Linked DNA regions of Homo sapiens: region 1 is linked to region 2. Evidence: read pairs that join two places in POLR2A ChIA-PET (ENCODE). Cell type or tissue: PC-9. All regions are shown on one strand.

The links. Peaks named below come from ENCODE experiments on the same cell type or tissue, not always from the same donor. Only the 100,000 strongest peaks of a DNase experiment are listed, where the experiment ranks them.
Region 1: POLR2A ChIA-PET joins it to region 2 with 24 read pairs; 2 of 35 experiments call an interaction of 5 or more read pairs at or near these places.

The regions. Positions count from the first base shown.
Region 1 is chr1:204,537,735-204,540,234 of GRCh38, reverse strand. It overlaps MDM4 (MDM4 regulator of p53), which reads right to left. Exons shown (of 11, transcript NM_002393.5): 7 at 1,927-2,026. Among named protein-coding and RNA genes, the nearest start is that of MDM4, 23 kb to the right of the region's middle. In PC-9, no CTCF peak of the experiment used is centred here; no DNase peak of the experiment used is centred here.
Region 2 is chr1:204,253,385-204,255,884 of GRCh38, reverse strand. The region is part of intron 9 of PLEKHA6 (pleckstrin homology domain containing A6); the gene reads left to right. Among named protein-coding and RNA genes, the nearest start is that of GOLT1A, 41 kb to the right of the region's middle. RefSeq lists enhancers at 1,237-1,736, 1,737-2,238. In PC-9, no CTCF peak of the experiment used is centred here; a DNase peak (open chromatin) is centred at 1,544; H3K27ac peaks cover 925 bases.

The DNA of each region.
Region 1 (2,500 bases), 280 kb before region 2:
CGGCTCACTGCTAGCTCCACCTCCTGGGTTCACGCAATTCTCCTGCCTCAGCCTCCCGGGTAGCTGGGACTACGGGCGCCCGCCACCACACCCAGCTAATTTTTTGTATTTTTTTTAAGTAGAGACAGGATTTCACCGTGTTGGCCAGGATGGTCTCAATCTCCTGACCTCGTGATCCGCCCACCTCAGCCTCCCAAAGTGCTGGGATTACAGGCGTGAGCCACCGCGCCCGGCTAATGGGACCCAAGTTTTCATGTACACCTTGTACACATAGCCTGAAGACAGTTTTTTGTAATATTTTAAATAATTCCGTGCATGAAACTAAGTTTTCACTGCAACCTGTCATATGAGGTCAGGTGTTAAATTTTCTACTTGTGGTGTCATGTGAAAAAGTTTTCAGAGGCTGGGTGTGGTGGCTCATGCCTATAATCCCAGCACTTTGGGAGGCCAAGGCGGGTGGATCACGAGGTCATGACATCAACCCATCCTGGTCAACATGGTAAAACCCCGTCTCTACTAAGAATACAAAAATTAGCTGGGCGTAGTGGTGCACGCCTGTAATCCCAGCTACTTAGGAGGCTGAGGCAGGAGAATCGCTTGAACACGGGAGGTGGAGGTTGTTGCAGTGAGCTGAGACTGTGCCACTGCACTCCAGCCTGGTGACAGAGCAAGACCCTGTCTCAAAAAAAAAAAAACAAAACAAAACAAAAAAAAAAAACAAGTTTTCAGATTTTGGATGCTCAACTTATTCTAAGATCCTTTGAAAGGGTCTTGCACCATCCTAGTACTCATGAGTTGCTAAAAGAGCATTACAATCTTTCAAATTGAGAATGCTCAACATTTCAAATTTAGAGTGCTCAACTTATACCAGGCTTCTTATATCTCATTCTTGGCTTTGTGATTAAGTATATTATGTCATCTTTGCAAACTTCAAAATGTGTAAAAATTGGGCCAGGTGCAGTGGCTCACGCCTGTAATCCCAGCACTTTAGGAGGCTGAGGCGGGTAGACCATTTGAGGCCAGTAGTTCGAGACCAGCCTGGCCAACATGGCAAAACCCCAAAATTAGCCAGGCGTAGTGGCATGCACCTGTAATCCCAGCACTTTGGGAGGCCAAGGTAGGCAGATCACCTGAGGTCGGGAGTTGGAGACCAGCCTAACCAACGTGGGGAAACCCCATCTCTACTAAAAATACAAAATTAGCCGGGTGTGGTGGCGTGCGCCTGTAATCCCAGCTACTCCAGAGGCTGAGGCAGGAGAATGGCTTGAACCTGGGAGGCGGAGGCTGCGGTGAGCTGAGATCACACCATTGCACTCAGCCCAGGTAACAAGAATGAGACTCCGTCTCAAAAAAAAAAAAAAAAAAGCCAGGCGTGGTGGCACACACCTGTAATCTCAGCTACTCAGGAGGCTGAGGCACAAGAATCACTTGAACCAAGGAGGTGGAGGTCGCAGTGAGCTGAGATCGCACTGCTGCACTCCAACCTGGGTGACCCAGGGAAACTCTGACTCCAAAAAAAAAAAAAAAAGTATGAAAATTGGCCTTTGCCTCAAGTAGATAAATCAAAATAAAAATTCTAACCAAATCATATACATACAAGAATACTAAGATTGAAAAGTCTAAGGCAGCTGAATTCATGTATGTAGAAAATTCACCTGGTAGCAAATCAATAAATGTGTAGCTATTTTCTAGTAGCATGCTAGCTCATGGAAGGGTCTTGCACCATCCTAGTACTCACGGGTTGCTAAAATAGCACTACCTCTTCAAAGCTAACAATGGTAGTAACTAGGCTGATAAAAAGGTTTTCAGAAAAGGATGAGAAATTGTGACATATCCCTCTCCTACTTCACATACGGAGAGATTAAAAATAAAAAGGTTGGAAGAGGAAGAGAACAAAAGTCTATATAGCCTTAATCCAAAACATACCTTCTCTAGAATGTATGCATTTATGCTCTGAGGTAGGCAGTGTGGGGATATCGTCTTCTGTAGTTCTTTTTCTGGAAGTGGAACTTTCCTCTGCACTTTGCTGAAAGAAGGGAAAGGTGTCCATCAGTGCAGTAGAAATAACTGAGACCAGGGGATGTAGCAGTTCCATTCTGGCTCACCAGTTAGTGTGCAACACAATGGGTTACACACAAGAAAGAGAACTCAAGTTCACAACAGTCATCAAATAAAGGCAACACCTCTCCTCAACCCACTGTGAGCAAAGCTAGAAGAATCCCAAACCTGGGGGGAAAAAAAACCTCTGCACAAAGGCCAAAATCTACTGTTAAAAACAGGCTATCTGTATAAACCCTCCAGTCTACTACAAAATTAGGCATAATTCAGAAAACATATGAAACCCTCGCCACGTACCAAGATGACTATAAAGTTTCCCCAGGTTTGGGGAAGCTTTAGGAAATGGCCTGACATGAACTTAACTGCAACACGCCTATTAAAATCTAATAAAGCAATATCCTCAAACACACACACACAGGTACACACAAACCCAAAGAAAAAT
Region 2 (2,500 bases):
CTGGAGTGTCCAGTAGAGAACTACTTTGCCTGCCCACATCCTCAACCCCTCCCTTCCTGAGAACTCCTCAAGGGCAGAGGGAGAAGCCTCTCCTTGTCCTTGTCGCTAACTCTTAACTGCTTTGCTTCTTTTTTTATTGTTTTCTTTTGTGTGTTCCTGTTTGTTTGTGTTGCTGTTTGGCCTCTGGGCCTCGGGCTCCGGGTAGGATGAACTTTTAGATCTTCAGTTGCAAAGAAACCTAGAGTATTTGGATCAGCAGGTAGGCAGAGCTGGTGCCCCCCTTATCATCCCACTGCCTTCCTGTCGCATCTCTCCACTCCTCCCCACCTCCTCATCTTCCAGCCATTTGACAACCTTTGTTGGTGCAAGCAGGACACAACAAAGTGGCTTATGTTTTGGTTTGCGCCTACACACCCCTTCTCTTCAAAGCCCTTTAGGACAGCTGGGAGTTTCCTGGGGAAAGAAGCATAATAAGTAGGCACATGAATAATTAATGCCACCTCTTATTTCTCCAGTGCTCAGCTCAGATGGAACTGCCCCCAGGGGGCAGGTGGGAATTTGCATTTTTTCTGGCGAGAGGAGGGAGTCGCAGAGTCGAGGGAGCTCTAGGCTGGGCCTAAAATGCTAGGGATTTAGTTCAGCCTGAATCTGGGAAATCATCTTATCATATTTTACAGGTTGTTGTTAAACTCCATAATTGGTAAACTGAGGCCTGCAGACCCTCCCTAGGATGATTTTTAAAGTAATATTCACTCAGTGTATTCATTAGTTCCTCCAAAAGCCCTTTTGCATAAACAGCTCGTGCATTCCTGAGAATTCAGTGCAAACAGAGGGAGTATTATCAACCCAGTTTTACAGGTGAGCAAGCTGAAGAGGCAGTGAATGTTCCATGAGCTGCAAGCAGTGGCTGCCTGGTCTCTGCTCCGGGGTTCTAACCCTTTCTTGTCTTTTAAGCTAAGGGAGCTGTGAGACTGAGTTTAGACAGGCTGGGGGTCAATATGCTGGGTATTTATATAAGCACATACTCTTAAGTTTAGATCTGTGCTACAAACCACGACCTAGAAGTACACAACACTGTCCTGTGGAGGCAGCCTGGAGGGGTGGAAATAATAATAATAATAACAACAGCTACAATAATTGGATGCCTCCTCCATGCCCCATACTATTCTAAGCATTTTTCAGATCTTAACTCATTTAATCTTCACTATAACCCTGTAAGATGGATGCTATTATTACCCCCATTTTACAGCTGAGGAAACTAAAGCACAGAGAGGTTGAATAACATGCCAAGAACACACAGCCAGTGAACAGCCGAGCTTGGACAGTGACTCCAAGCTTCTGACCCAGTTTACAGCTGAGGAAACATCTAATGTGTGACAAAGCTGCTGTCAAACCTCATTAGGATGAGTTCATGCTCTTAAAGTTACAGAAAAAAAAAATTTTAAATGAGATGCTATAGCTGCAACTGTTGGTTCTTCTAGTCACAAGCCATGTGACCCATCTCACCAGGGCTTCATGTCGGTGTCGCAATTCGATTTTGTAATAGGCCTCAGGCACTAGGAAGCACCAATGTCCACAGTTCAATAAACAGGGATGGCTCCTGGCCCTGGAGGCCGTGGCATTCCAGCTCCAGAAGCAGCTCATTGTGTCCACACCATGAGCATTCTGGGCCATGTGGGAACAGATCCCAGGATTCCAACTCTGAGCAGGGCCGGGAGGTCCAGGATCCTGCTGATGGGAAACAAGATCCAAAGTGCCTTGCAGGGGTGAGGAGCAGGGCTCATGGCCCACCCACCTCCGGATTCCTGAGCAAGCTATCCTCCCTGTCACCCATGTGATTGGCTTTCTACTCCATCCACAATGCCCAGCTGTCCAAGCATTCAGTGCAGACAGCAGGGTCCCTTCCTGCGGGCTTTTGCCCTCACAGAGGGGCTGGTCCATTAGGCTAGGGGCTTCAGAACTAGCCTTCCAGAAGACTCCCTCATGGATAAAGGGTATTATTCCTTTTTGTTTGTTTGTTTGTTTTTGTTTTTGTTTTTTTTTTTTTTTTTGAGACAAGATCTCACTCTGTTGCCTAGGCTAGAGTATAGTGGCACAAACCTAGCTCACTGCAACCTCCACCTCCCAGGCTGAAGTGATCCTCCCACCTCAGCCTCCTGAGCAGCTAGGACTACAGACAGGTGTGCAGCCACCACACCTGGCTAATTAAAAAATTTTTTTTTGTAGAGATGGGTGTCCCACTGTACTGGCCAGGCTGGTCTCAAACTCCCAGCCTCAAGTGATCCTCTCACCTCTGCCTCTCAAAGTGCTAGGGTTATAGGCATGAGCCACTGTAGCTGGCCAAGTGTAGTACTCTTTTTTTTGAGAAGGAGTCTCGCCCTTTCACCCAGGCTGGAGTGCAGTGGCGCGATCTCGGCTCACTGTAGGCTTCGCCCCCAGGGTTCACGTAGGTAGTACTCTTAAAAGGCAGTCTTGTATGATGAGAAGAGTCCAGGACATA